Regions from separate parts of the Homo sapiens genome. Here region 1 is linked to region 2. Evidence: read pairs that join two places in POLR2A ChIA-PET (ENCODE). Cell type or tissue: B cell. All regions are shown on one strand. Links, peaks and the distances in the headings refer to the core of each region. The heading gives the core; the rest is flanking DNA. Region 1 overlaps GBF1 (golgi brefeldin A resistant guanine nucleotide exchange factor 1). Region 2 has its middle 26 kb from the start of ELOVL3.

Region 1 (16,150 bases), core at 6,201-10,200, 140 kb after region 2:
GGCCTTTGACATAGATTATCAGAGATGGTAGCAGCTCTGACATGAGAAGAGAAAATAATGTCAAGATTCAGCTGGGCGCAGTGGTTCATCCCTGTAATCCCAGCACTTTGGGAGGCCGAGGCGGGCACATCACGAGGTCAGGAGATCGAGACCATCCTAGCTAATAACGGTGAAACCCCGTCTCTACTGAAAATACAAAAAATTAGCCAGGCGTGGTGGCTTGCGCCTGTAGTCCCAGCTACTCGGGAGGCTGTGGCAGGAGAATTGCTTGAACCGGAGAGGCGGAGGTTACAGTGAGCCAAAATTGCACCATTGCACTCCAGGCTGGGTGACAGAGCGAGACTTCGTCTCAAAAAAAAAAAAAAAAGTCAAGATTCATCCCCATTTTGGAGAGGTCACCTCATCATTTGGGAAGACAAGAGGTGTGGGACATCTGCAGATTCTCAGACAGACATTGGGCCAAATTGACACTTCTGTTTTAATGTCATAATATGGGGAGTGAAGCACCCTGCCCAGTCGTATTGAGTACAGTATGAGCAGACCACCACCAAGACATCTCCAAAGGGCTTCACTTTGCTTTGGGTTGAAGTGACTCATGAGCCTCTCCAGAAATAATTTAATAATTCTTGTTGTAATTTGTCACTGACTGTCCAGAAATTGGATCCGGATTTGATTCTGGAAGGATCCGAAGTGTTTTCTCCAATGGGGGGTTAGATTTCCCCTCCTTGTGCCCTTTTTCCCCCAGATGACTGGCTCATCTTAGAACATGGACCAGTCACCTTCAGAGCACCTCTCTACCTAATCTGCACTCTGTGTTTACTGGACTGTTTGTGCCTTGAGGTTGACAGTCTTCCAGGGCGGGAATTTTGGCTGCTTGGCTGGGGTGTCAGATGTCTCCTTGGTTGTGAAATTATTCAGCCTGCTTACTATGAGCAGAATCATGGCACTTTTCTCCTGAAGGACTCAGGCAGTTTTCACTCTTCTGGAGAAGATCCAGACAATTGAATCTCAGTTCCCAGCCAGGCTGAACCGTGAGATAGGACACCAGAAACCTTTCTGTTCTAGCCTTGTAGGAAGCAGTAAAGTCGGATGGCTACGAGCAGAGCTTTTGGAGTTGGATGGACCTGGATTTGATTCCTGTTTCCACTACTAGCTAGTGCTATGATCTTAGCTGGTGGGGACATCTCGTTATCCTTTCCAAGCCTCATTTTTATCTTCAAAATGGGGTTAATTATGAAGAGTGAAGGTATGTAAAGTGCATAGCACTTGGCATGGCGCAGGTAATAAATGTTAATGAGTACTTTAATAATTCATTTTATTAAAAGGAAGCCTGTTCTTTCTCTGATACCTTGGAGAAAGCTGAAGCCCTCAGAAATTAAAAGTGCTATCCCAAATTGTACCGTAAATATCAACCACCCGTTATCTCAGTATTTATCCTTAACTTGTGTTTGTTTTATGGTTTAGGAGTCAAAGGTAGAATTTTTATATATATATTTACTTAAATCTTAAGAAATGAACTGGTGGCCAGGTGCAGTGGCTCATGCCTGTAATCCCAGCACTTTGGGAGGCCGAGGCAGGCAGATCACAAGGTCAGGAGATCAAAACCATCTTGGCCAACATGGTGAAATCCCATCTCTACTAGAAAATACAAAAATTAGCTGGGTGTGGTGGCATGTGCCTGTAGTCCCAGCTACTCGGGAGGCTGAGCCAGGAGAATTACTTGAACCGGGGAGGTGGAGGTTGCAGTGAGCCAAGATCACTCCACTGCACTCTAGCCTGGTGACAGAGCGAGACTTTGTCTCAAAAAAAAAAAAAAAGAAAAAAAAAAAAGAAAGAAATGAACTGGTATACAATATAGAGAACACTGGACTGCTGTGACTCTAGAGCTAAAAACTAGAACAATATCTTAGTTATCTTTATTATACACTTTATTCCATGCATTGTACCAAGTGTTTTACATGCATCAAATGAGATAGTGTGTAAATTGCTTAATACCATGCCTGGCACATAGTATACGCTCAGTGAATGTTAGTTGCTATTATTATTTATTTTAAATGTAATTTATTTAAATTATCTAATACCCATTTACAAGTAATAAAATTAGAGACCCAGAACACTTAAGTAATTAAAGTCACATAGCTATTAAGTTGCAGAACTGGGATTTGAATCGTCCACGAAAGCCCATGATTCTACCTAGAGCCCTTAGCTTCTAGTCCTGGTTCCAATACTAACTGGCCTTGTACAAATTACTTAACTTCCCTAAATCTCAGTTACCTCATTATAAATTATTTTCAGGCCCTATTTTAGCTGTAATATCCTAGGATTTGGAGGATTTTCCTGAACAGTCAAAAATTATGACTTATTTTTGTAGGGTATGGTTTAATCTCTGAGTAACAGTTCCCTAGAAAACTGATGCAGCCTACAAACTGCTGCTTATACACAAAGAGATATATACAGAAGTTGAAAGTATTTTAAAAATTTTATAACAATGTGACAGTAGTTACATGTATGTTGATTCTAGTAATAAAAAAATTGGACTTTATGTTTTTAAAATTTTTCTAGTAATTAACTGTATTTTATAAAACTATGGGTCTGCACGGGCTGGGCGAGGTGGCTCACGTCTGTAATCCCAGCACTTTGGGAGGCCGAGGTGGGCGGATCACGAGGTCAGGAGGTCGAGACCATCCTGGCTAACGCGGCGAAACCCCATCTCTACTAAAAATACAAAAAGTTAGCCGGGCATGGTGGTGGGCGCCTGTAGTCCCAGGTACTCGGGGGGCTGAGGTGGAAGAATGGTGCGTGGGGGAGCTTGCAGTGAGCCAAGATCTCGCCACTGCACTCCAGCCTGGGCGACAGAGCGAGACTCCGCCTCAAAAAAAAAAAAAAAAACTATGGGTCTGCAGTGGATTGACATAAAGAAGAAAAAACTGCTCTTCATCACAGATAATTTGACAAGCACTATTCTAGATAACCATCTGAACATCTCACCAGGATTATAAATTCAAATTTGTTTGTTTTTAAATTACATGTTTACAAAAAGTTACCCCTTAAATTAGAAATATCCTTACTAAAGGCTGGACGTGGAGACTCACGCCTGTAATCACAGCACTTTGGGAGGCTGAGACAGGTGGACCACCTGAGGTCAGGAGTGCAGTTTGAGACCAGCCTGGCCAACATGAAGAAACCCCATCTCTACTAAAAATATAAAAATTAGCTGGGCCTGGTGGTACATGCCTGTAATCCCAGCTACCTGGGAGGCTGAGGCAGGAGAATCGCTTGAACCCAGGAGGCAGAGGTTGCAGTGAACCGAGATCACACCACTGCACTCCAGCCTGGGTGACAGAGCAAGACTCTGTCTCAAAAAGAAAGAAAGAAAGAAAGAAATATCCTTACTAGTGATGCCCCACTAGGAGTTCAACTTGCCCCCAACCCCACTTGTTGCAGAGTTGCTCCTGTTAGAGCTTCTCTTATGCTCCTGGCAATCAACAGTTGAACCTAGAGAGCAAAACTCTTGTTCTCCCTAGACAAAACTCTTTAAGGAAAGTTAACTTTATATATCATGATTCTCTTTTTTGGAAGAGGTAGGGAAGTGACATGATAATGAAGGTTCCTGGTGGGCTCATTAAAAAGTTTAACCCTTCTAGTTTTTCATCAGTAGGTTTCTATAAAGCACTGACTTACCAAATGAAAGTACTGGAATGAACATATCTTAGCAGTCATAGATTCCAACAACCTTCTTCTTTTTTTTTTTTTTTTTTTTTGAGACAGAGTCTCCTTCTGTCACCCAGGCTGGAGTGCAGTGGTGCAGTCTCGGCTCACTGTAGCCTCTGCCTCCCAGGTTGAAGCAATTCTCATGCCTCAGCCTCCAAAGTAGCTGAGATTACAGGCACGTGCCACCACACCAGGCTAATTTTTTTTGTATTTTTATTAGAGACATGGTTTCACTATGTTGGCCAGGCTGATCTGAAACTCGTGACCTCAAGTGATCCACTCACCTCGGCCTCCCAAAGTGCTGGGATTAGAGGTGTGAGCCACTGCGCCCAGCCGATTTCAACTATCTAATTTGACAGATGAAGGTCTTGGGTATCATATATCTGGCTATTGATAGGAGTGAGACTAGTCCATTGACTGAATTGTATGCTGTGTGAGGGTTACACACAGAGCCTCGGCTGGGTGCGGTGGCTTACACCTGTAATCCCAGCACTTTGGTAGGCCAAGGCAGGCGGATTACCTGAGGTTGGGAGTTTGAGACCAGCCTGACAAACATGGAGATACCCCGTCTCTACTAAAAATACAAAATTAGCTGGGCGTGGTGGCGCTCATCAGTACAGTGATGAGAGAAACCAAGAAGATCTGAATAATGGAGAGACATACCAAGTTCATGAATTGGTAGGCACAACATAGCAAAGATATCATGTCTCCCCAAATTGATCTATAGACTCAATGCAATTCCTTTCAAACTTCCAACAAGGCAAGTTTGTCTTAAATTGAAATGGAAAGGCAAAGGAATTGGAACACTGAATGATATTGGAAAAAAAAATGAAGTTGGAGGAATCACACCACTGTTATTAAGACTTAGTATAAGCCGGGCATGGTGGCTCACGCCTATAATCCCAGCACTTTGGAAGGCCGAGACGGGTGGATCACCTGAGGTCAGGAGTTCAAGACCAGCCTGGCCAACATGGCAAAATCTCGTCTATACTAAAAATACAAAAATTAGCCAGACGAGGTGGTGTGTGCCTGTAATCCCAACTACTCAGGAGGCTGAGGCATGAGAATCACTTGAACCCGGGAGGTAGAGGTTGCAGTGAGCCGAGATCATGCCACTGCACTCCAGCCTGGGTGACAGAGCGAGACTCTGTCTCAAAAAAAGACTTAGTATATATCGGCAGGGCACAGTGGCTTATGCCTGTAATGCCAGCACTTTGGGAGGCTGAGGCGGACAGATCACAGGGTCAAGAGATCGAGACCATCCTGGCCAACATGGTGAAACCCCGTCTCTACTAAAAGTACAAAAAAATTAACTGGGCGTGGTGGCACGTTCCTGTAGTCCCAGCTACTCAGGAGGCTGAGGCAGGAGAATCGCTTGAACCCAGGAGGCAAGGTTGCAGTGAGCCAAGATCGAGCCACTGCACTCTAGCCTGGGTAACAGAGCAAGACTCCGTCTCAAAAAAAAAAAGACTTAGTATATATTTATAATAATTAACACAGTGTCGTGTTGTCAGACTTAGACACATAGATCAATGAAACAGAACAGAACCCAGAAGAGACTCACAAAAATATGGCCAATTTAATTTTTATTTTTTGGAACAGGGTCTTACTCTGTCACCCCAGGCTGGAGTGCAGTGGTATGATCACAGTTCACTGCAGCCTCAGCCTCCCAGGCTCAAGCAATCCTCTCACCTCAGCCTCCTGAGTCGCTGGGACTACAGGCACATGCCATCATACCTGGTTAATTTTTTTTTTTTTTTTTTGAGACAGGATCTCACTTTGTCACCCAGGCTGGAGTGCAGTGGCACGATCTCAGCTCACTGCAGCCTCTACCTCCTGGGTTCAAGATATTCTTTCACCTCAGCCTCCCCAGTAGCTGGGACTACAGGTGCGCGCCACCATGCCCCACTAATTTTTGTATTTTTTGGTAGAGATGGGGTTTCACCATGTTTGCCAGGCTGGTCTTGAACTCCTGACCTCAGGTGATCCACCCACCTCAGCCTCCCAAAGTGCTGGGATTATAGGCATGAGGCATGAGCCACTGCTCCTGGTCCATGCCTTTTTTTTTTTTTTTTTTTTTTTGAGACAGAGTCTCGCTGTGTTGCCCAGGCTGGAGTGCAGTGGCACGATCTCCGCTCACTGCAAGCTCTGCCTCCCAGGTTCACGCCATTCTCCTGCCTCAGCCTTCCTGAGTAGCTGGGACTACAGGCTCCCGCCACCACGCCTGGCTAATTTTTTGTATTTTTAGTAGAGACGGGGTTTCACCGTGTTAGCCAGGATGGTCTCGATCTCCTGACCTTGTGATCCGCCTGCCTCGGCCTCCCAAAGTGCTGGGATTACAGGCGTGAGCCACCACGCCTGGCCGTTTTTTTAATTATTTTCTGTAGAGATGATCTCACTATGTTGCCCAGGCTGGTCTCGAACTCCTAGACTCAAGGGATCCACCCACCTCAGTCTTCCAAAGTGCTGGGACCAGTGCCCAACCTGGTCAATTTATTTTTGACAAAGGTGCAAAGACAACTTAATGAGATATGTTGGAAACAGTAGGAAATTCTTAGGCAAAGGAAAAATGAGCCTCAATCTAAACCTCACACCTTATGCAAAAATTAACTGAAAATAGATCATAGGTGAAAAACATAAATCTGTAAACATTTTAGGAGAAAATGGGAGGGTGGAAATCTTTGTGACTTGGAATTAGGCAGAGTCAATTTAGACATTAAACCAAAACACAATCCATAAAATATTAATAAGTTGGACTTCATCAAGAGTAAAAGTGTCTGTTCTATGAAAGATGTTAAGGGAATGAAAAAATAAGCTTAAGACTGGGAGAAAATACTTAGAAATAACTGTATCACTACTGAAGGACTTGAATTCAGAATAAAGAAGTCTCCAAACTCAATAGTAAGAAAACAATTTAGTTTAATAATGGATAAAAGACTTGAGCAGACATGTCACCCAAAAGGATATACAGACGGCAAATAAGCACATGAAAAGATGTTCAACATAATTAGTCATTAGAGAAATGCAAATTTAAACCACATGGAGCTACTATTACATACATACTTGAATCGCTTAAGTAAAAACACTGAAATACAAAGTACTGAAGAGGATGTGGAGAAACTAGAATTCTTATTGCTAGTGGGAATACAAAGTGATAAAATGACATTGGAAAAGAGTTTGACAGTAAAGCTAACCACACCTTTACCTTTTGACCCAGGAATCCTACCCCTGGGTACTTACCCTAAAGAAGTGGAAACCTGTGTTCACACAAACACTGATACACAAATGTTTATAGCAGCTCCATTCATAATTGCCCCAAACTGGAGATCCCACATGTCCTTCAACCAGTGAATGGATAAAGAAACTGATACATACAGGCAATGAATACTACTCAGCAGTAAAAAGAAACAAGCTATTGATATATGCAATAGCTTGGAAAAATTTCAGTCATCATGTTGAATGAAGGAAGCCAGTCTGAAAATTGGCTGTAAAATTACATGCTGTATAAATCATTCATTTAAAGAAAAGAATTAATTTTACCAAATTAGCAAAAAGAGGCTGAATGCACATCACCCTAGAAGTGTGGACCCCATATATAAAACTGCCCTACTCTTTTACCGTGAAGGAAGACATGAAGCAAGTATATAGTTGTAGCAACTAAATGAAATCACAGAAAATCTGTACCTGTCCCGATTCTCAAAGATTTTTTTCCTCTAGACTTTTATATGTCAAATATACCTCATGACCACTTTTAAGATAACAAACCAAATTGTACATAATTCATGCTCCTAAAGCAGCAAGACTAGATGACTTTACATTTTTTTATGTACTTTTTTTTTTTTTTTTGAGTCGGAGTCTTGTTCTGTCACCCAGGCTGGAGTGCAGTGGCGTGACCTCAGCTCACTGAAAGCTCTGCCTCCTGGGTTCACACCATTCTCCTGCCTCAGCCTCCCGAGTAGCTGGGACTACAGGTGCCCACCACCACACCCAGCTAATTTTTTTGTATTTTTAGTAGAGACCAGGTTTCACCATGTTAGCCAGGATGGTCTCGATCTCCTGACCTCGTGATGCGCCCGCCTCGGCCTCCCAAAGTGCTAGGATTACAGGCATGAGCCACCGTGCCCGGCCCTTTTATGTGCTTTTTAAAAGTACGTTATGTATTTCAGTTTTTCACACACACGCACACACACACACACACACTCACACACAGACACACACACACGTTCTTCTCTAGGTTTTTTCTGTAAATTTTACATCTCTAGGTGGGGGTAGTAGGGGAAGAGAAGCAGGTTTTTTTTACAGCTGATGTGATCACTGTACAGACAAGCTTGGAAAATGCTACCCAATCTGCCAATTAATTAAAGCGTTAATCTGAGGAGCAGCCGGGCCCAGGGAATGTTTACCCAGGGAGGAGTGGGGGTGGTAGGAACTGAGTAGGCAGCTCCCTATATTTGCATGAAAATGAAGGTGCTTAGGAAACCCTGCTTCCTTTTGTCTCTAAAGGTGGGGCAGCCTAGATCACATCCCTAAACACTTTTGGTCTCTTTAGGAAGCCTTTTAGGGAGCTGGTCTCTGAAAGATGAAAGCACAGCACAATCTAGAAAAACAAATTTAAATTCTGGTCAGAGTAAGGTAGGGAGTAAGTACAGTGTAGTATTCTTTGACCTAGAATGGAATCTTCTAAATTCAGGAGTAAAATTTCATCTATTTAGGTAGAATAGATGAAGGGGTTTTACAAGTTTTAAAACCACATAGGCTGGGTTCAAATCCCAGCTCTGCATATTAGTTGTGTGATTTGGGACTAATCATGTATCTTATCTGAGCCTTTTCTCATCTGTAAAATAAAGATTATCAATTGCCCCTTCATCTCAGAGCAGTTAGTTCTCTGCTAACTCTAGGCAGGAAACAGGCCGGACAGTGGTTACGAACTTCCAAGATTACAGACTGCCTCCATGACTAAGAGACTGCTCAGCCTTTTGTTCTTGTTAAACTTTTTTCTCAGCAAGGGATTATAAACCTCAGAGTTTCCTCTCACCCTCCTGGAATATGCTGCACTCTTTCTCTAAGAGAAGTGACCCTGACCATAACAGCAAAGGACATAAAGACAGGAGCCCACCTTGGGACCTAAGGGTCGCATTGGCTCTACCCAAGATGACGTTACCTATTTATATCACAGGGGAGGGTGGTGAAATGGGCATGGAAAATTGACTCACAATATTTGATGATATTGAAAAATTATTGTTAATTTTTAAAAATTGTGATAAAATACATATAATGCAAAATTTACCATTTTAACTGTTTGTTAACTCTTTAAGCATAATATTGTGGGCCAGGCACGGTGGCTCGCGCCTGTAATCCTAGCTCTTTGGGAGGGCAAGGCAGGGACAATTGCTTGAGCTCAGGAGTTCGAGACCAACCTGGGCAACATGGTGTAACCCCATCTCTACTAAAAATACAAAATTAGCCGGGCATGGTGACAGACGCCTATAGTCCCAGCTACTGAGGAGGCTGAGGGGCTTGAGCCCTGGAGGTGGAGGTTTGCAGTGAGCTGAGATCATGCCACTGCACTCCAAAGCAGGACTCTGTCTGACAAAAAAAAAAAAAAAAAGATAATATTGTGTTTTTGTTCTTTTTTTAAGATTCCTAATCTTTTAGATCTACATGCTGAAAATTTTACAGATAAAATGATACAGTGTCTGGGATTTGATTCAAGGTAATCCAGAGGGAAGAAGATTGACCCAACAACAAAGACCTCTAGCCTCATGGCACAAACAAGAAACTTTTTCCAGGGTTTAGTTTTCTCTTAGATGATACCTCTTCATTTCTGTGTATTTTCTTGCAGAACTCTCAGAAATTGAGCCCAATGTATTCCTTCGACCTTTTCTGGAAGTGATTCGCTCTGAAGATACCACTGGCCCTATCACTGGACTGGCACTCACCTCTGTCAACAAGTTCCTGTCCTATGCACTCATAGGTAAGAGCTCAGGCTTTGTTGCATGACCACAGCACTTCATTTCCCACCTTTCCTGGGGTGCCCAGGCCTTAGGCAATGAGCTGGTGATAGTGGGAAATTTTTTCCAGTCACCTCTTTTCTTGTAGAAGAGAAATAGGATTGTTGTTGGTTATTCATCATGCTAGCTGACTCACGTTGTACAGGGTGGGAAGGGCAAGAGAAGAAGTTTTCCTTGGCACTCTGGCTTCTCTATGCTTTGGAAAGAGTTAAGGGTATGGTACCTTACTCTTGGAAGTTTGGTTAGGTTTGTTTGTTTGTTTGTTTGTTTGTTTAGTTAGAGATGGAGTCTCACTCTGTCGCCCAGGCTGGAGTGCAGTGGTGTGATCTCGGCTCACTGCAAGCTCCACCTCCCGGGTTCATGCCAGTCTCCTGCCTCAGCCTCCCGAGGAGCTGGGACTACAGGCGCCCACCACCACGCCCAGCTAATTTTTTGTATTTTTAGTAAAGACGGGGTTTCACCATGTTAGCCAGGATGGTTTCGATCTCCTGACCTCATGATCTGCCCGCCTTGGCCTCCCAAAGTGCTGGGATTACAGGTGTGAGCCACTGTGCCTGGCCTGGTTAGGTTTATTTTTAAAGTTATTTTTTCAAACATAATGCATGCACATTATAAGAAGACAGACAATAGAGATGTTCAAAAGAAAAGTTAATTGTCCTTCCTGTACTTTCTCAATGTTCCTCCTCCTTCTTTAGGCAAATAGTGTGAACAGCCTAGTTTGAATCTTTATGTTTTTCTATGTCTTTATAAATGAAGTACCATTCCTTTTTAAAATGAAATAAGGCCGGGTGCGGTGGCTCACGCCTGTAAGCCTAGCACTTTGGGTGGCCAAGGCGGGTGGATCACGAGGTCAGGAGTTTGAGACCAGCCTGGCCAACATGGTGAAACCCCGTATCTACTAAAAATACAAATATTAGCCAGGCGTGGTGGCGGGCTTCTGTAACCCCAGCTACTGGGGAGGCTGAGGCAGGTGAATCGCTTGAACCCGGGAGGCGGAGTTTGCAGAGAGCAGAGATCGCGCCACTGTACTCTAACCTGAGCAACAGAGCGAGACTCTGTCTCAAAAAAAAAAAAAAAAGAATAGAATAAAATGAAATAAAAATAGGATTATGTGCTACATATTTTCTTTTTTCATTTAATGGTATTAACTTGACCAGGCACAGTGGCTCATGCCTGTAATCCCAGCACTTTTTGAGGCCGAGGCGGACGGATCATGAGGTCAGGAGTTTGAGACCAGCCTAACATGGTGAAACCCCATCTCTACTAAAAATACAAAAATTAGCCAGGCAGGGTGGTACGTGCCTGTAATCCCAGCTACTCAGGAGGCTGAGGCAGGAGAATCACTTGAACCCGGGAGGCGGAAGTTACAGTGAGCCAAGATCACACCATTGCACTCCAGCCTGGGTGACAGAGCAAGACTCCGTCTCAAAAAAAAAAAAAAAAAAAAAAAAAAGCAGATAGTATTAACTTAAATGTACATGATATAACTATTCATCTGATTTATTCTTTTATATTGTAGAAAATATATATAAAACTTGCTATTTCCATCAGTTTCAGTTTACAATTCATTGGCATTAATTACACTCACAATGTTGTGCAGCCGTCACCACCATCTATTTCCCAAACATTTTTATTACCCCAAATAGAAACTTAACATAATGGGGAGTTAACATTAACCAATAACTCCCCATTTCTCTCTCCCCTCAGCCCCTTGTATGATTTTTTTTACTAGCTCTATAATTTCCATAGTGTAATATAGATATAACACAATTCATGTGCTCATTCTTAATATTTAAGATTGTTTCCTATTGAAGTCATAAATAATGCTAATATAAGCATCCTTGATCACATGTCCTTATTAATAATTTTTTTAATTTTTATTTTTAGTAGAGACGGGGTTTCACCATTTTGTGCCACCACGCCCGGCTAATTTTTGTATTTTTAGTAGAGACAGGGTTTCACCATATTGGCCAGGCTGGTCTCAAACTCCTGACCTTGTGATCCACCCGCCTCGGCTTCCCAAAGTGCTGGGATTATAGGCATGAGCCACCATGCCCGGCCCCTTATTGCTAATTTTACTCTTGTATGAAAGATTTCTGAACTTGGAATTTCTGGATTAAAGACCACGTGCATATTGCATTTTTATAGCTATTACCAGGTTGCTTCCCCAAAAGGTTACATCATTTATACTTCCACCAGCAGTGATTGAGAATTTCTACTTCCTTACCCTGTCATCAGCACTGAATATTATCAGTTTTATTTGTGCCAACTTGGTAAGTAAAAAATGATATTTTGTTTTTATTTTTTGAGACAGGGTCTTGCTCTGTCACCCAGACTGGAGTGCAGTGGCACAATCACGGCTCACTGCAGCCTTGACCTTCGGGCTCAGGTGATCCTCCCACCTCCGCCTCCCAAGTAGCTGGGACTATAGGCACACGCCACCACACCCAGCTAGTTTTTGTACTTTTAGTAGAAGTGGAGTTTCTCCATGTTGCCCAGGCTGGTCTTGAACTCCTGAGCTCAAGAAATCCACCACCTTGGCCTCCCAAAGTGCTAGGATTACGGATGTGAGCCATTGCACTCAGCCTTTTGTTGCTTTTATTTCCTGGAGGCTGAACATTTGAATTTCCTGTCCTTCACTTCTTTTTTTAATTGAGTTGGGTTTGTTTTTCATGTCAATTTGTAGGAGTTCTTTGTATGGTAGGAATATTAACCCATTGCCTTTCATAGCATTACAATTATTTGCTCCTAATCTAGGCCAAATATTTCCCTTAATCTGTAGTTTATCTCTAAATTTCTTCATGGTGTCTTTCTTTGGATTTCTTTTTTAGTTGGTCTTGACACTCAATTTGGGAATTCATTTTCCCTGATTGGCAGCCCATGTACAAGGATGAAGAATATAGAAAACAGGCAGCTGTCTTTGTTTCTTAAGCAGGGAGACAAGAAAAGATAAGGCTCAGGCTTTAGCTAGCCAGAAAAGAAAATAGTCTTCAGTTCAGAGCAAGAAAACCCTTTATTCTAGAAATGTTGGATTTGCTTAGCTGATGCATTCAGGATCCTGAGCAGGAATCCTGGGTACCAACTAGCTTCTGAACAGGTGCATCAGCCTCTCCGACACCCTAGTCCCAGCTTCATACTTTTCCTAAACAAAATCAGGCCCAGCCACTTCCAGCCTTGCCCTGAGCACCACCTGCAGGTCATCTTTCTTCACAGCCTCCAGTGGCTGCCGCTGCTGTGCCTTTTCCCTCTGCTGTCTTGTTGGTGTTACTCTTTCCTCTTCCTGGACTTGGCAGACAGGCTGGTCATTGGAGACCTCAGGCCACCTGGTCATTGGAGTTTCCTGTGGTGGGAAAGGAGAATGCTGGAGGTGGTTATTGCAGTGGGCATGAGAAAAGGAGCAGGAAGGAGTGTATGAAAGCCAAGAAAGCAAAGGAGATGGGATTGGCAGATTTCCCTGAAGTTGGTTCCAGAGTAGCCAGAAGAGGAGGACATTTTAAAGAAGGGTTTAGGCTGCTCTTCTAGAAGAAAACTCCTGTCTCTTGCTCCTATGATCCAAGGTTTCAGGGATTATTTTAGATCCTCCAAGGACTAGCCTTTTGTTTGGCCCCATACAGCTGCCAGACCAGAATTTTTGTGCCATGGATTTCATGGGTTGCTAGCAAGCCTTGCCTATGGTTCTTGTCAAAGACCTGTCACTCTAGTCTGCCTTTTTATTTTTATTTTTTATTGGTTTTTATTGAGACAGTTCGCTCTGTTGCCCAGGTTGGAGTGCACTGGTGTGATCTTGGCTCACTGCAACCTCCATTTCCTGAGTTCAAGCAATTCTCATGCCTCAGCCTCCCAAGTAGCTGGGACCACAGGCATGCACCACCACGCCCGGCTAATTTTTGTATTTTTAGTAGAGATGGGGTCTCGCTGTATTGGCCAGGCTGGTCTCGAACTCCTGAGCTCCGGCAATCTGCCCACCTCAGCCTCCCAAAATGCTGGGATTACAGGCATGAGCCACCGTGCCCAGCCCATAACTGCCTGTTTAGAAAATTAACTTTGCTACTTCATTCAACCTCAGGGGACAAGAACTACAAAGAGATCAGTAGAGCTTAAACCCCATTAATGGAGTCTCTCTGAATCTATTCTGGTTGGGGGATGGAAGGAGTGTCTGATTCAAAGTAATAATTTAAAAGACACCTTAACAAGAGAGATTACTGAAAGAGAGGAAGAAATGGATCCCCAGGAGCCTTGTGAGATGGGAACAAGGCTACTATTCACTTATCTCTGAAATGCTACACAACACTGAGAAGGACCTGGGTTTCCTATGTGGGCCCTGGTGGCCTGGGTAGGGACTGTCAGGCAGGGCTATGAGATAGAGGCCCTGAGAGTATGGGATTTTTTTGTGCTGATCGGGAGAAACGTGGAGAGGTGGTGTGATAGGAGGAGCTGGGTCACCCCATTTTATTATATGTCATGAAACTGGCTTCCTTCTGCATGACCTCTAAAGTAACTACTCCCAGTGCTGAGTAGAAGGACACTGTAAATAGGACAAAGAAAGTCTTGATGTGGTGTCGGAGGCTAATGAGGACAGAAGAAAAAGAGGAAACATTCACAATTAGTAAAAGACTTCTGGCTTATCATTGCAAGAGAAATGTTTGGGGGCCAGGCACAGTGGCTCACACCTGTAATCCCAGCACTTTGGGGGTCCAGGCAGGCAGATCACTTGAGCCCAGGAGTTCAAGACCAGCCTGGACAATATGGGGAAACCCCATGTCTATAAAAAATACAAAAATTCTCCTGGCATGTTAGCACACATCTGTAGTCCTAGCTACTAAGGAGGCTTAGGTAGGAGGATCACTTGAGCCCCAGAGGTCGAGGCAGCAGTGAGCCATGATTGCACCACTGCACCCCAGCCTGGGCGATAGAGCAAGACCCTGTCTATTTAAAAACAAAAAAAGAAAAAAAAAAGTTTAGGTTCTCAGCCATCCCCTGAGCTTTAGGCTCAGGAACTCTCTGATTTCAGGTACCAAGAAAGAGAAAATGGGCTGGGCACAGTGGCCCAAGCCTGTAATCCCAGTACTTTGGGAGGCCAAGGTGGGTGAATCACCTGAGGTCAGGAGTTTGTGACCAGCCTGGCCAACATGGTGAAACCCCATCTCTACTAAAAATACAAAAATTGCTGGGTGTGGTGGCAGGCACCTGTAATCCCAGCTACTCAGGAGGCTGAGGCAGGAGAATTGCTTGAACCCAGGAGGCAGAGGTTGCAGTGATCCGAGATCATGCCACTGGACTCCATCTGGCCTGGATGACAGAGTGAGACTCTGTCTCAATTCAAAAGAAAGAGAGAGAAAAAATAACAACAATCTTATAATTCCTGTGACTAAAATTAGGGGGTGTTCCTGCATTACACCATGCCACCTCTGGAGCAACTTTCTCTGTCACTCACAAAGCTTTTTCATATGCCTGCCCTTTCCCCCTACTTAGGCTCCCCCTTTAGAACTAAACAGCTCTGGAAAGGATCCTTCAGAGCAGACCTAGGGCAGGAGCTAGGCAAGACCCTTGATGGTGACAACTTATTTGGCTATTTCTCGTGGCTATTTAATACATGAATGGGAGCTGAGTTCCCTGCTTAATAGCATTTGTGTTCATTTCCAGCGTGGTGCCGGTTGTCTGACCTCTAGCTTCTCCCCTCTTATTCTGTACAGCTGAAATTCTCCCTCCTGCCTACCCCCCAGCTAGTCAGCCTCCAGTCCTGTTTAGTTTATCTTTTTTCTCTCCTAATGCCTGTTAAGCTGGAAACAGGATTCTTGCTCGTCGTCATATTATTTTAAATAAGAATGAAACTAAAGAAGAGGTCTTTGGGCCAGGCATGGTAGCTCACACCTGTAATCCCAGCACTTTGGGAGGCCGAGGCTGGCAGATACCTGAGGTCGGGAGTTCGAGACCAGCCTGACCAACATGGAGAAACCCTGTCTCTACTAAAAATACAAAATTAGCCAGGCGTGGCGGCGCATGCCTGTAATCCCAGCTACTCGGGAAGCCTCAGGCAGGAGAATCGCTTGAACCTAGGAGACGGAGGTTGCAGTGAGCCAGGATCTCACCATAGCACTCCAGCCTGCCAACAAGAGCGAAACTCCATCTCCAAAAAAAAAAAAAAAGTCTTCAATCTGCTGTAATGTGGCACTCAGATATGAGTATTGGCGGCAGTGAGTGTTCATTTCCTCCTCCTGCTCCCCTAATTCAGTTGCGCCTGAACACAAAACTCCAAAAGCAACCAGAGAGAGAAGCTGTGTTGAAAGATGAAAGGAGAAAAGGCCACAAGCTTTGGCCCTACCTGGTTCTTGTTCTGAGTCAAAAACTCTTGTTTCCAGGCCCCTCGTCTATGAAATTAGTAGATTTATACTAGTGATTCCCAGAGTATGGTCCCCTGCTCGGTGGTG
Region 2 (16,150 bases), core at 8,037-12,036:
TATTTGTTCTACTTGAGTTCCTTCCTCAGGAAAGGACCCTTAGGCCTTTTAAAAAAAAAAAGAAAACTGAAACTCATCAGATCATTACATTTGGATAGACTTTGGACCCCTCATTCATCGCGATTGCTTTCTTACCCTTCTCTAGTTCCTGTTTGCCTACACATTGTTACATTTCTTCCCTGCTATATAAACCCTTTGTTTTAGTCAGTCAGGGAGATGGATTTGAGGCTGAGCTCCCATATCCTGGGCTGCAGCACCCGATTAAAGCCTTCTTCCTTGGCAATACTTGTCGTCTCAGTCATTGGCTTTCAGTGTGGCGAGCAGCAGGACCTGGACTGAACCCCTCGTGTTTTGGTAACACAAAAAGAAGATGGCTGACTGGAGGCATCTTGCACTTGCCTCCTCCACAAAGAAGAACCAAAATAGCGAATAGATAATAATACTTTGAATCAAGCATCTAAGGGAGACCACTGGAACTCAACAGGGAAGTGACAGGAAACACCTGAGGCACAGGAGGAGAGGGAAGCGAGACAGCCAGCTCTGCAGGCCAGGATTGGCTGGGAGGCCAAGGAGTTTCCCCAGTGTGGGAAAGTGTAAATGAGAGATCCCTAGTGATCCACATTCCCACCTGAAACCCGAGACATGGGAGAACCTCGTGATCCTTGCAGGCCCTGAGAATAGTGTAGGAGCTGCCTGGAGACTGTGTGACGTCAGTGCTCTAGAGAGGGAGCTCACACTGGGTCCCACACCCCTCCTCCATGACCCCTAAGCAGCTGCAGCATGGGATCATTTTTAGAGCTAAGCACCTATCAGACTGCATTCTGTCCTGGGGCCCAACAGCCCTTGCATCTCCACATCTCTGGAGCCTCACTGACATCCACCTGTGTCCACCTGGAGGGCTGAAGCAGCAGACGTGGTTGGACCCAGTAGAGGTTCCCTCTGATGTGGTTGCTCTAGCACACAGTATCTTGTACCCTAGGGAACAGGTAGTATAGCACACCAGGGAAGCTGCCCCTGGGGCAAACAGAGCCAAAACACAAAGTCCCTAGAGCCTGAGGGAGATGGGTTAATGGACACAAACATACAGTTAAATAGAAGGAATAAGTTCCAATATTCCACAGCAGAGTAGGGTGACTATAATTTGCAACAATATATTGTCTATTTCAAAATAGCTAGAAGAGAGGACTTTAAAGGTTCCTAACACATAGAAATGATAAATACTTGAAGTGATTATGAGAAACCCTCACCTGTCCAAAATCAAAGAATGGACTCAGAGACACGAAATGCAGCAGAAGCGAGACTTAATGGCGGTCTTGCAAGATCAGGTGTCCGGTAGGCAGGCATACCCGGGGCAGTTACAACAGGTAATTTATCTCCTAGCACGCAAGGCCCTCCCCCAGCTCCTCGTTGGTCTAGTACTATGGGGTTACAATCTTCCCGGACATCGCCTAAGTTTCATTATCCCCTTATAAGGTTATACCCCAGTCCCCTTCCTCACTTAAGTTTCAATTTCCCAATAATGAAACTTTCTTCCCTTTTATGGGCTGACCCCTCCTCTACATTCTGTTCTCTTATCGTGACTTTCTAGGTGCATGAGTTGTTCGGTTTGTCACATCTGCAGGCTGGCTGCCAGTACACAGATTTATCATGCCTTGAAAATAGACCATTTAAAATATTCTCTCACAAATTCCCTCCTCTTTTCTATTTACTTTCCTCAGTCTCATTTTTATCTAAACCCTTTTGGTCCTGAAATTGCTCTAGAAGTCATTTACTTTCTTCCTCATAGGAGAGTGAGTTTAATTTGGTTTCTAATAGTAGTAGGTTATTTTTCTGGTAAATCATGGGCATTTGTTTATTAATAGCTGTTTCAGGCCGGGCGCGGTGGCTCATGCCTGTAATCCCAGCACTTTGGGAGGCTGAGGCAGGCGGATCACTTGAGGTCAGGCCAACATAACAGCACCCCATCTCTACTAAAAATACAAAAATCAGCCTGGCATGGTGGTGCACACCTGTAATCGTAGCTACTCCAGAGGCTGAGGCAGGAGAATTGCTTGAACCCGAGAGGCAGAGGTTGCAGTGAGCTGAGATCGTGCTACTGCACTCCAGCCTGGGCGATAGAAGGAGACTCCAAAAAAAAAAAGAAAAGAAAAAATAGATGTTTCAGTTAATCTCTGTGCTAGTCCCCTCACACAAAGGATAATACAACATCCCACTGCTAAGACTTCTGCTACAATTATGAGAGATGTAAGGATTGAAGCTACCATGTACCATGCCTTTCCTTTTTTTTTTTTTTTTTTTTTTTTTGAGATGAAGTTTCACTGTAGCCCAGGCTGGAGTGCAGTGGTGCAAACTCAGCTCATTGCAATCTCTGCCTCCCAGGTTCAAGCGATTCTCCTGCCTCAGCCTTCCAAGTACCTGGGTCTACAGGCACACACCACCATGCCTGGCTAATTTTTGTATTTTTAATAGAGACAGAGTTTCATCATATTGGCCAGGCTGGTCTCAAACTTCTGAACTTATGATCCGCCCCACTCGGCCTCCCAAAGTGCTGGGATTATAGGCGTGAGCCACCATGCCCAGCCACCTTTCCATTTTTTTTTTTTTTTTTTTTTGAGACAGAGTCTCATTCAGTCGCCCAGGCTGAAGTGCAGTGACGCGATCTCGGCTCACTGCAAGCTCTGCCTCCCGGGTTCAAGCCATTCTCTTCCTGAGTAGCTCCTCCTCTCCTCAGCCTCCCGAGTAGCTGGGACTACAGGCACCTGCCACCACGCCCTGCTAATTTTTTTGTATTTTTAGTAGAGACGGGGTTTCACCATGTTAGGCAGGATGGTCTTGATCGCCTGACCTCGTGATCCACCCGCCTCGGCCTCCCAAAGTGCTGGGATTACACGTGTGAGCCACCGGGCCTGGCCCACCTTTCCATTTTTTAAACCATCTTTCTAGCCAGTCTATAAATGGGTCATCAATCCCAGCATTTTCTGCCAGTTTGTTGGCTAGGGTTGTTAGCCCTTGTAATGCCTTTGTGATAGTTCTATCTGGGGCAGTATTATTGGGAATGAAAGTACAACATTTTCCACCTAGCATAACACATACACCTCCTTTTTCTGCTAATATCATATCTAATGCAAACCTGTTTTCCTAGGCTGGTGGCATCTAACTGGCTAGCCACCCCCTTGAGGGCATCTTGAGTATAATGAATGTCTGTTGATTATAATAGATGTAATTAATCCAATCTACTTTTTTGTTAATAGTTGACCAGCAGAAGAGTGCTGACTCAAACCCCACAGCTATTTGGTTTTGGGCCTTGAATTAATTAGGCACCCCCCTGGGGACTCACTGTGTCAATGTAGATATTGGGATTAAAGGAATTTGTTAAATGTCTCCGGTTTTGGTGGCCATGTGAATTTTCAGGTATCTTATGGAATGCCAGGGTAAAGGGAACAGCCAGTTGGACTAAAGCACAAGTACCGGTCCAATTGGACCGTAACAGGTTATGGAGGTTCCTCTTCCCACAGTACCACCAGACATCAGCCCAGGGTATATGGAGAACTGAGTAATTGCCATTGCCTGACTCACCAGTGACGTTTAGGATGTGGGTACAAGTCAAGAGTTCTCCCATGGACTTATTGAACTCAGCCTCCTGCCTGGAGAGACAAGAGGAGTGGTTCATACTCCCTATAGAGAATGAGGGGATTGCTGTGGGATCCGACCTCTGCAATGCAGGAAAGAGTAATGACAGACTCTTACAAGTCTCATCTCCCCATGCATTCTTGTCCTGGTATAGAGCCAACATGCAATGCATTCCTTCAGGATTGGTATCCCGTCCTAGGGGAAACGGAACCACCTGTGCTTGTGGTCATCCTGCAGCACACATGTAGCAGTTACTCTTGTTGAGGGCTTGTACCAAAAATTTGACCTATTTGACCCAGGCATTCACATCTGCTTACCCTGTCTCAATTTCTTTTGCCTTTTTCCCCCTTCTTTCCTTCCTTCCTTCCTTCCTTCTGTCCTTCCTTTTTCTTTCTTTTCTTTCCTTCTTTCCTTTCTTTTTTTTGAGATAGAGTCTCACTCTGTTGCCCAGGCTGGAGTGCAGTGGCACAATCACGGCTCACTGCAACCTCCGCCTCCCAGGTTCAAGCTATTCTCCTGCCTCAGCCCCACTAGTAGCTGGGATTACAGGCACATGCCACCATGCCAGGCTAATTTTTGTATTTTTAATAGGGACGGGTTTTCGCCATGTTGGCCAGGCTGGTCTCAAACTCCGGGCCTCAGGTGATCCACCCGCCTTAGCCTCCCAAAGTGCTGGGATTACAGGTGTGAGCCACCGCACATGGCCCCCGTCCCAATTTCTAAGGTTTGCCTTAAATCCTTCAATTATTTCTATTCTTTTAGGATTATTGTTGGGTGAACTAGAGTGTTTGTTGGGGTCTGGAGTTGGAGTGGTCCCAGGCAAATGAGAGGTTGAGTTCTCGACTAACTTGAGGATAAATCTACCTAAAGGATCCCTCCCAATAATATCTGCCCCTAACTCATATACTCAAGATGCTACCTCTGGCTTTTGGTTTAAAATGACTGGGTTGTCAATAAAGATGAGTATAGCATTACATTGTAGATTCTGACAATTATTTGGTGGGGAGCCCTTGGACAGTTGTATTTTATTATTTAGGGCCCTCCAAGATGGGGTTACCCACCCCATATTGACAGTCCAACCCTGGTATTTGGTGGTCCAGCAAACATCATCCCAGCTAGGTCAGGGACTTGCCCTACGGTAGCCTTTGTCTGGTTCAGGGCAGAGATATACTTATCTGCCTGTGAAAGCTGCCTCTGGTTTTCTAAACTTCTACAGGATAAAATTTGGCAGGCATCAAACTATAGTTTGGGGTGCTATTGTTCTAGTCACATTAATCACCAATTTGATCGGGTAGGAAGGGGTCTCCTGCCAATTTCCATTTTGACCTTCCACCCTTTGTATAGTAAGCCATCCCAACCACATTAATTTCCAAAAGTAGGGCCTTCCCATGGTCTTCTTTGTTAAGTTTTTTTTCAGACTCAACTTTAAAGATTTCTCGGGTAACTGATACACTTTCCACTGGTCTTTCTTCCTCCCTTCTGGGGTTTCTTTTACCAGTCTCTTGACTCATGTATAGTGAGTCCACCCCCGTTCAGCTTTTCATACAGCTGTCTTGGTGGTCAGGAGCACTTGATAGGGAACTTCCCAGCTGGGTTGGAGCATATCTTCTTTCCAAGTCTTAATCAGCACCAAGTCATTGGATTGGAAGTGGTGAACTGTGAACTCAAGAGGCAGGGTTTGAGTTAGAAGTCCTTTTAACCTAAGGGATGACAAGGTGGAGTATATGGCCAGTATATAATTTCTTAAGAATTGGTCCTTGGTTTTCATAGTAGGAAGATCTGTAGCCCTGCCCAAATATTGGAGTCTGTATAATAACTCATATGGGGACAGTCCCAAGTCTGTTTTTGGGGGCTGTCCTTACCCTAAGGAGTGCTACTGGAAGACATTTGGTCCAAGGAATTTTAGTTTAGTTTAGTTTTTTTTTTTTGTTTTTGAGATGGAGTCTCACTCTGTCGCCAAGGCTGGAGTGCATTGGCGCTATCTCGGCTCACTGCAAGCTCCGCCTCCTGGGTTCACGCCATACTCCTGCCTCAGTCTCCCAAGTAGCTGGGACTACAGGCGCCCGCCACCACGCGTGGCTAATTTTTTGTATTTTTTAGTAGAGATAGGGTTTCACCGTGTTAGCCAGGATGGTCTCAATTTCCTGACCTTGTGATCCACCTGCCTCGGCTTCCCAAAGTGCTGGGATTACAGGCATGAACCACCGTGCCCAGCCGAATTTTAGTTTTTAAGATTAGTTTGGTAATATGCTTTTTGAGAGTTTGATTCATTCTTTCTACGTTTCCAGAGGAAGGGGGATGCCAAAGGGTGTGATAATCCCATGTAATTTGTAAACCTTCCGTAATTCCCCTTAATACCCTTGAGGTAAAATGGCTCCCATTGTCTGAATCAGTATTTTCTACCAAGCCAAATCGGGGTATAATCTGCTCTAAGATTATTTTGATCACATTCGTGGCAGTAGCTGTTGGAAGGGGAAAGGCTTCCACCCTGCTGGAAAGGTAATCTGCTATCACCAGCAAATACTTTAGTTTTCCTACTTCAGGCATTTCTGTGAAATCTACTTGAATGCTCTGGAATGGTCTCAGTCTGGGAGGTCTTCCTCCTGTGGCCTGTTTTCTAATTACCTTTTTGTTTGTCCTTTGACAAGTTACACAACTTCCACATATTTGTTTAGTGAGGGTGTGGATCCAGTTATTCCTAGGTATTCCATCACACAGAGCCTGGGGTTCCCAATGACTCCCTTTGCGTAATATAGACATTAGTTCTGTCATCAGGGGTTTACTTATCATTTCTCTCCCATCAGGAAGTACCCATTTCCCATCTTTAGTTCGAGTGACCCTCTATCCTGTCTAATTCTTCTTTCTTCTCTCTGGTAAGCTGGGGTCTTCATACTACCTTAGGGATGTCTGGGATCAGGCTAAATAGTCTAATTTCTTTCTCCAGGGAGGCTTGCTTAGCAGTTTCATCTGCAAGCCTGTTTTCTGCAGCTTCTATAGTGTTTCCTTTCTGATGACCATTTACTTTTATTTTTATTTATTTATTTATTTATTTATTTATTTTTGAGATGGAGTCTCTCTCTTGTCTCCCAGGCTGAAGTGCAATGGCGTGATCTCAGCTCACTGCAACCTCCACCTCCCAGGTTCAAGTGATTCTCCTGCCTCAGTCTCCTGAGTAGCTGGGATTACAGACACCTGCCACCAAGCCTGGCTAATTTTTGTATTTTTAGTAGAGACAGAGTTTTGCCATGTTGGCCAGGCTGGTCTCGAACTCCTGACCTCAGGTGATCCACCCACCTCGGCCTCCCAAAGTACTGGGATTACAGGTGTGAGCCACCACGCCCAGCCTGTCTGATGACCATTTATATGAACTATGGTTACTTCTGCTGGAAGAAGGAGGTTTCTAAAACCTGTCTGACCAGTTCCCCAAGTACCAATTCTTTTCCCTTGCTATTTATTAGGCCCTGCTCTGTCCAGATTTTTCCAAAACTGTGTACCACCCCATAGGCATATTTAGAATCAGTATATATAGTGCCTTCTTGGCCTTCAAGGAGCTTTATGGCCTGGTTAAGAGCATATAATTCACAAGTTTGGGCTGACCAGCCATTAGGTAATCTACCTTCCTCACATAAGGAGTGTTTATTTTTATTAATGACAGCATGACTGTTATGTTTCTTGGCATCTATCACTCTGGATGACACATCCACAAACAGGCTTATCCTACCATGTAGGGGAGCTTCTCTAAGGTCTGGGCTAACTTTGATTTGGTATTCTATGATATCTAAGGCAGTTATGGACTGATGCCTCTTTGTTCTTCTCTCCTTTCCATAAGAAACTGGCTGGATTCAGGCAAGTATCTGTTGTTATGACCAAATCATCTTTTTCTAGTAACATGGCTTCATATTTTAGAATCCAAGAATCCATTAACCATCTCTTGGCTTTTTGATTTAATATATTCCTGACCCGATGTGGGGTGCTCACTGTTAGGCCCCAGCAAAGGTTAACTTTTGACTCTCATCTGCCAGCAGGGCTGTGGCAGCTACTACTTGCACACATTTGGGCTATCCTCAAGAGACAGGATTGAGAAGCTTGGAGACAAAAGCAACAGGTTGCCTCTTCCCTCCCCAGGTTTGAGTGAGCACCCCAAGAGCCACACCCTGGTCTACTGTTACAAATAGATGGAATGGTTTCTCTAAAGATGGGAGGGCCAGGACCGGGGCTGTAAGGAGGGCCTGCTTTAGCTCTTTTGTGTCTGGAATTGGTGGGTTCTTGATTTCACTGACTTCAAGAATGAAGCCGCAGACCCTTGCGGTGAGTGTTATAGTTCTTAAAGCCAGAGTGTCTGGAGTTTGTTCATTCTGATGTTTGGATGTGTTTGGAGTTTCTTCCTTCTGGTGGGTTCGTGGTCTCGCTGGCTCAGGAGTGAAGCTGCAGACCTTCACAGTGAGTGTTACAGTTCACAAAGGCAGTGCGGACCCAAAGAGTGAGCAGCAGCAAGATTTATTGCAAAGAGCAAAAGAACAAAGCCTCCACAGTGTGAAAGGAGACCCGAGCAGGTTGCCACTGCTGGCTGGGGCAGCCTGCTTTTATTTCCTTATCTGGCCCCACCTACATCCTGCTGATTGGTGCATTTTGACAGGGTGCTGATTGGTGTGTTTACAATCCCTGAGCTAGACACAAAAGTTCTCCAAGTCCCCACAGAGCACTGGTTGGTGCATTTACAAACCTTGAGCTAGACACAGGGTGCTGACTGGTGTGTTTACAAACCTTGAGCTAGACACAGAGTGCTATTGGTGTATTTACAATCCCTTAGCTAGACATAAAGATTCTCCAAGTCCCCACCAGATTAGCTAGACACAGGGTGCTGATTGGTGTGTTTACAAACCTTGAGCTAGGCACAGAGTCCTGATTGGTGTATTTACAATCCCTTAGCTAGACATAAAGATTCTCCAAGTCCCCACCAGATTAGCTAGACACAGGGTACTGATTGGCGCATTTACAATCCTCTAGCTAGACATAAAAGTTCTCCAAGTCCCCACCAGATTAGGTAGGTACAGAGCACTGATTGGTGCATTTACAAACCTTTAGCTAGACACAGAGTGCTGATTCGTGCGTTTACAATCCTTTAGCTAGATGTAAAAGTTCTCCAAGTCCCCACCAGATTAGCTAGATACAGAGTGCTAATTGGTGCATCCACGAACTCTGAGCCAGACACAGAGTGCTGATTGGTGCATATACAATCCTCCTGCTAGACATAAAAGTTCTCCAAGTCCCCACCCGACTCAGGAGCCCAGCTGGCTTTGCCTAGTGGATCCCTCGCCGGGGCAGCGGGTGTACGCCTGCATTCCTCAGCCCTTGGGCGGTCGATGGGACCAGGCACTGTGGAGCAGGGGGTGGCACCTGTCGGGGAGGCTCAGGCCATGCGGGAGACTACTGCAGGGTGGGGGCTCGGGCATGACGGGCTGCCATTCCTGAGCCCTGCCTTGCGGGGAGGCGGCTGAGGCCCAGAGAGAATTTGAGCATGGCACAGGCGGGCTAGCAGTGCTGGGGGACCCGGCGCCCCCTCTGCAGCTGCTGGCCCAGGTGCTAAGCCCCTCACTGCCTGGGGCCGGCGGCGCTGGCCGGCCGCTCGGAGTGCGGGGCCTGCCAAGCCTGTGCCCACCTGGAACTCGCCCTGGCCCGTGAGTGCCACATGCAGCCCCGGTTCCCGCCCATGCCTCTCCCTCCACACCTCCCTGCAAGCAGAGGGAGCTGGCTTCGGCCTCGGCCAGCCCAGAGAGGGGCTCCCATAGTGCAGCTGCAGGCTGAAGGGCTCCTCAAGCACGGCCAGTGAGGCCGAGGAGGTGCTGAGAGCCAGCGAGGGCTGCGAGGGCTGCCAGCACGCTGTCACCTCTCACTTTCACTGCCTGAATTTCCTCTGGGGACTACTGCAAAGGATCAGGTTCCTCTTCTTGTGACTTGAGATACAGGATCTTTGTCTTTTGAGCACATGAGTCAATCCATAACCTCCAGTAGCCAGTTAAACCTAAAAATTTTCAGAGTTCTTTCTTTGTCTTAGGCAGAAGCCCACTATTCCTGGTATTCTTTCTGGGTTTATTCTCCACCTCCCTTCATTAATCAGGTATCCTAAATATTTAACTTATTTTTCTACAAACTGCAATTTGTTCTTAGAGATTTGCAACCCCCTTTCTCCTAGGGAATTAAGCAAGCTTATGGTGGTTTCTGATACTTTGGTCTTCCTCTCCCTAGAAATTAAAAGATCATCTACATATTGTAATAACTGGTTTCCCCTGGAAGGTTGGAATTCCTTCAGGACTTTTTCTAAGATTTGACCAAATAAGTTTGAGGCATCTGTGAAGCCTTGTGGCAGCACAGTCCAGCAGTACTGTTGTTTTCTGCCAGTTATGGGATTTTCCCATTCAAAGGCAAAGAGATCCCTACTCCTAAAGTCTAGGGGACATCTTTTCTTTCCTGCTCCTCTGTTAGGAGGCCCATCATTACTTTTATTTGTCCTTCCTCTATTCCTAATCCTAAACCCAATCTCACAATCAGGTCTCAACTCAGGAGGTTAGTTGCCTGCTTCAGGAACATATAAGAGTGACCCCTCTATTTGTTCTGGTCCTAATCTAATTACCATTTTCTTGAATATCAGAACCTGAAATCCCTCCCCTTTTACCCCTGATACTGTCAATTTTTCCTTCGAGTCCTGTACCCCTTGGTTGATTAATTAGGAAGGAGAGAGACAGCCCAGTATCAAGCAAAAATGTTACTTCTTCCCCATCGGGTCCCACCCTCAAATTTATCAAGAGTTCCTGGTGGGACCTACTTACAAGGAACCCCTGACTCCCTAATCTTCATCAAAAGTCATACAGTGGATTACTTCTCTTCCTTTTTCCATTCTGGACATTCTCTTTTAAAATGTCCTGGTTTTCCACACTTGTAACATCCACTTACAGTCTTAGGAGTTTTTCCTTGTATTTCTCTTCTGTCTTTTTGCTGAAACCTAGTATTTTCTTGTCTCCTCTGAGAGGGGTCTTGATCTAACTTCTTCCTGACTACCTCCTCTGCAGTGGAAACCATTATTTTCGCTTTTTGTTTCTGTTTCTCCTCTTCTCTTCTCACAAAGATCTTTTTGAGCTTCCCTCAGTAATTCCTCAATTGATTTTTCATTCCAACCATCAATCTTCTGTAATTTTTTTGTAATGTCAGGCTAGCTCTTAGTTACAAAGTTAACATTCAAAAGGCCTTGCCCTACTGGGGCCTCCAGATCTAATCCAGAGTATTTTCTCATCTGATCTCTGAGCCTCTGCAGGAATGCAGAGGGAGTTTCCTCTTTTTCTTGTTGAATCTTTGAGACATTTGAGACATTTTGTGTCCTAGAAGTCAATTATTTGATCCCTTTAATTATTAGTTCCCTGAGGTCCTGCATTTGGGCCTGGTCCCTGGGATCATTATTATCCCATTCGGGATTGACATTTGGAAATTTTTTGTTTGGCTGGCAAGACTCCTTTCCTCGGAGGATGTTGCCTCTTCCAGATGGTCATTGCCACCCTCCTAATCATTCCTCTTTCTTCTCCTGTGAATAAGATATTCATGATAGGCATTATTTCAGTCCAGGTATAAAAGCTGGTCCTAGGAATTGGTACAACTTGTCTGCTAAATGAAGGGGATCCTCTAGGAGTGGTTTCATTACCTTCTTGAAATTCCTAACTTCAGTACTTGTAAGAGGAGCGTTTACAAAGCCAATCTCTTTCTGTCCTGTGGGAACTTCCCTAAGAGGGAACATGCTAGATGTTTGCTGTTTGGAGGGGATAGGGAAGTTCTCAATATCTCTTTTACATTATTCTAATTCTTTTCTTAAATTTGGATAAGGGTCTAAAGGAGCAGTTGGTTCAGCTCCCCCATGGTCTCCAGGTCTTTCTTTCTCTAACTCTCCTGCTGCCCCTTGATCTCCCTGTCCCCTATTTTGTGAGACATATGGAGGGGGCTCCCATGATAGGGGGTCCCAGGGCTTTTCACTGGGCAAGGGCTTTTTACTAGGCTCTTTTTCTTCTTCTTTGAGGGGGGAACATGGGGGCTAATTCCTTGATCCCACAGACAGCATAACCTATCTTCTCCTGTGCAGATGGGGTTTTATCATTCACATAGAGAATTAAAGCTTGGCACACCCAATCCTCATCTGAGCCAACCTTAGGCCAAAAGACTGAAGGCTTATGAATGGGGTCTTTGGGTCAGGTAAAACAGCAATACTTTATCAACTTTTGCTTTTCCTTGTCCCTGGCTGCAGGGTTGTCCCTCCAAACCTGCAACATTCATTCACCCCAAAGGACTATCTGGGGGAATGTCAGAGGGAGTCTCTTTGGCTCCCTCTTTCCTTTGTCCCTAGGCCTAGAATTTCTGTTTCCCATTTTTGGCCAGTCTCTGTGTCTGGGCCTTTCCCTATGTACTCAACCCTCCTACTGGAGGTTTCTTGCACACCCTGAGAATCGCTTCATCTGTTTCCTGCCGATTCCCTCGCAGGAGAACGGAACTGTGGATTGGGACTCCGTGCTTGCTTCGTATCTAGGGTATGTCTCAGTCACACACACTCAACCTCCAAAAATGCCCAACCACCAAGGTGGTACTTACAGTCTGGTTTTCCTACCTTGGCTCATGCACAAGGTTGCCTGGTTGCCATAGTGTCTGCTTTTCTCCCTATGTCACCTCTGCTGCCTGCTGAATAACAATCTCAGGTTTGTCTATGGCCTATGTGGGGAGCTGGGACACCTGCACAGAGCGGGCCACCTAAAATTGGGTGAGATGTGTCTCCCCTCTTGGCTGGAGTCCCATTCCATGCAGGCACAGAGATCCTGGATGAGCCCCCAAGTTTGTGAGAAACGCTCACCTGTCCAAAATCAAATAATGGACTCAGAGACAGGAAGTGCAGCAGAAGCAAGACTTTTAATGGCAATCTTGCAAGATCAGATGTCTGGTAGGCAGGCACACCTGGGGCAGTTACAGCAGGTAATTTATCTCCTAGCATGCAAGTCTTTCCCCCAGTTCCTTACTGGTTGAGTACTACAGGGTTACAATCTTCCCAGACGTCACCTAAGTTTCATTATCCCCTTATAAGGTTATACTCTGGTCCCCTTCCCTGCCTATGTTTCAACTTCCCAATAATGAAACTTTCTCACCTTTTATGGGCTGACCCTTCTTCTACATCTTGTTCTCTTATGATGATTTTCTAGGTGCATGAGCCATTCAGTTTGTCACATCTGCAGGGTGGCTGCTAGTACATAGATTTATCATGCCCTGAAAATGAACCATTTAAATGTTTTTTCACAATGGCATATACCCTAAATGCCCTGACTTGATCATTACATATGCTATGCATATAACAAAATACCACATGCACCCCATAAAAATGTACAAATATTATATATCAATAAAAAATTTAAAAAAAAAGAAAAAGGGAGAAAGATGTTGAATCTACAACCACACTTTACAATCTAAGGAAGTAGAAAAAGAAAAACAAATGGTAGCAGAAAGAAAGAAATGAAGACTAGAGCAGAGATAAATGAAATAAGAAATAGAGAAAACAATAGAGAGAATCAATAAAAACCAAAAGTTGTTTGTTTGAAAAGATCAACAAAAGGCTGGGCTCGATGGCTCACGCCTGTAATCCCAGCACTTTGGGAGGCTGAGGTGGGCGGATCACGAGGTCAAGAGATTGAGACCATCCTAGCCAATATGGTGAAACCCCATCTCCACTAAAAATACAAAAATTAGCTGGGCATGGTGGTGTGTGCCTGTAGTCCCAGCTACTTGGGAGGGTGAGGCAGGAGAATCACTTGAACCCGGGAGGTGGAGGTTGCAGTGAGCCAAGATAGTGCCACTGCACTCCAGCCTGGCGACAGAGAGGGACTCTGTCTCAAAAAAAAAAAAAAATGTTCAACAAAATTAACAAACCTTAGGCCAGATGCAGTGGCTTACATCTGTAATCCCAGCACTTTGGGAGGCCAAGGCAGGCAGATCACCTGAACTCAGGAGTTTGATAACAGCCTGATCAACATGGTGAAACCCTGTCTCTACTAAAAATATAAAAATTAGCTGGGCATGGTGGTGCATGCCTGTAATCTCAGCTACTCAGGAGGCTGAGGCAGGAGAATCACTTGAACCCAGGAGGTGGAGGTTACAGTGAGCTAAGATCGTGCCGTTGACTCCACCCTGGGCAACAAGAGTGAAACTCTATCTAAAAAAATAAAAATAAAAATAAAATAAAATTAGTGGTGGTCCACACCTGTAATCCCAGATACTCAAGAGGCTGAGGTGGGAGGATCGCTTGAGCCTGGCTGGTTGAGGCTGCAGTGAGGTGTGCCACTGCACTACAGCCAGGGTGACAAGAGTGAGACCTTGTCTCAAAAAAAAAAAAGAAAAAAAGGCCAGGCGTGGTGGCTCATGCCTGTAATCCCAGCACTTTGGGAGGCCAAGCCGGGTGGATCACCTGAGGTCAGGAGTTCGAGATCAGCCTGGCCAACATGGTGAAACCCCGTTTCTACTAAAAATACAAAAATTAGCCAGGTGTGGTGGCAGGCGCCTGTAATCCCAGCTACTTGGGAAGCCTGAGGCAGGAGAATCACTTGAACCCAGAGGTGGAGGCTGCACTGAGCTGAGATCACGCGATTGCACTCTAGCCTGGGCAACAAGAGTGAAACTCCGTCTCAAAAAAAAAAAAAAAAAAAAAAGAAATGCCTAGAATAGGCAAATTAATACAGACAGAAAGTGGATGAGAGCTTACCAGGAGCCAGAGGGAAGGTGCAATGGTTAGCTGTTGCCTCACAAGTACAGAATTTCTGTTTGGAGTGATGAAAAAGTTTTGGAACTAGTCAGTAGTGATGGTTGTACATTATGAATGTAATTAATGCCACTTAAGAATGGTTAATGTGCACATGTACCCTAAAACTTAAAATATAATTTAAAAAAACAACAAAAAAAAGAATGGTTAAAAGGGGCCAGGCATGGTGGCTCATGCTTGTAGTCCCAGCACTTTGGGAGGCCGAGGCAAGTGGATTACGAGGTCAGGAGATCGAGACCATCCTGGCTAACATGGTGAAACACCGTCTCTACTAAAAATACAAAAAAAGTTAGCCAGGCGTGGTGGTGGGTGCCTGTAGTCCCAGCTACTAGAGAGGCTGAGGCAGGAGAATGGCGTGAACCTGGGAGGCAGAGGTTGCATTGCGCCGAGATCGTGCCGCTGCACTCCAGCCTGGGCGACAGTGCTAGGCTCCGTCTCAAAAAAAAAAAAAAAAAAAAAAGAATGGTTAAAATGGCAAATTTTATGTTATACATTTTCATCACACAAAACAAAGACACTTTGGCAGCTGTAAAGAAACAAGACTAGCCGGGCACAGTGGCTCACACCTGTAATCCCAGCACTTTGGGAGGCCAAGGCAGGTGGATCACGAGTTCAGGAGATTGAGACCATCCTGGCTAACACGGTGAAACCCCGTCTCTACTAAAAATACAAAAAATTAGCCAGGCGTGGTGGCGGGCGCCTGTAGTCCCAGCTACTCGGGAGGCTGAGGCAGGAGAATGGCGTTAACCCGGGAGGTGGAGCTTGCACTGAGCCGAGATTGCACCACTGCACTCCAGCCTGGGCGACAGAGCGAGACTCCGTTTCAAAAAAAAAAAAAAAGAAACTAGACTCTAGGTTAAGGTTACTGAAGTAATCCAGGCTAAAGATCATCTTCTGTTTGTCCTTCCAGGTGCACACTGCCCTCTTCCTTGCTTTGTGCTCCAGGATGCTGACCTGTGTTGACTGATTAGCAGATTCTTAGGCCCTCTGGCTTCTGGTTGAATTTGACCAATGTGGAGCACTGGCAAGTGATCCAAGAGTGAGAGGAAAGTGACAGCAGGGTAGTCCCCTGGCTCCCAATCTTCAGGTTGCTGTGGGCTGCTGTATCCCTTGACCAAAGGTCACAGCTCCTGTCAGGCAGCCTTCTCCACAAAGCTCTGTCTCTGTATTGTATTAATAGTAATGGCTTGGCCGGGCGCGGTGGCCCAAGCCTGTAATCCCTGCACTTTGGGAGGCCGAGGTGGGTGGATCATCTGAAGTCAGGAGTTTGAGACCAGCTGGCCAACATGATGAAACTCCGTCTCTACTGAAAATACAAAAAAAATTAGCCAGGCCTGGTGGCCGGCACCTGTAATCCCAGCTACTTGGGAGGCTGGGGCAGAAGGGTCGCTTGAACCCGGGAGGCAGAAGTTGCAGTGAGCCAAGATCATGCCACTGTACTCCAGCCTGGGTGACAAGAGCGAAAATCTGTGTCAGAAAATAATAATAATAATAATAAAATAGTAATGGCTCCCTCCGCCATTCCTCCTAGGGGAAAAATGGCCCCAACTAGTCTAAGGCAGGGGGTAGACAGCACGGTCCATTTGTGTGTTTTCCTTTGTGTGTTTTCCTACATGAGTTTATTAGTTTAATAATTCCTTTATTAAGCTTTCATCAAATTACCCAGTTTGACCGTGCTGTCTATTTCCT

Evidence for each region. ChIA-PET counts read pairs that join two places held together with the same protein. Peaks named below come from ENCODE experiments on the same cell type or tissue, not always from the same donor. Only the 100,000 strongest peaks of a DNase experiment are listed, where the experiment ranks them.
Region 1: POLR2A ChIA-PET joins it to region 2 with 7 read pairs; 2 of 35 experiments call an interaction of 5 or more read pairs at or near these places.

What each region holds. Positions count from the first base shown.
Region 1 is chr10:102,334,498-102,350,647 of GRCh38, forward strand. GBF1 (golgi brefeldin A resistant guanine nucleotide exchange factor 1) reads left to right here. Exons shown (of 40, transcript NM_001377137.1): 4 at 9,554-9,685. LOC107984263 (a long non-coding RNA gene) reads right to left here. Exons shown (of 2, transcript XR_001747574.3): 2 at 12,717-13,062. Among named protein-coding and RNA genes, the nearest start is that of NFKB2, 53 kb to the right of the region's middle. In B cell, for the core only: no CTCF peak of the experiment used is centred there; no DNase peak of the experiment used is centred there.
Region 2 is chr10:102,191,902-102,208,051 of GRCh38, forward strand. No RefSeq gene overlaps it. Among named protein-coding and RNA genes, the nearest start is that of ELOVL3, 26 kb to the right of the region's middle. In B cell, for the core only: no CTCF peak of the experiment used is centred there; a DNase peak (open chromatin) is centred at 9,540; H3K27me3 peaks cover 226 bases.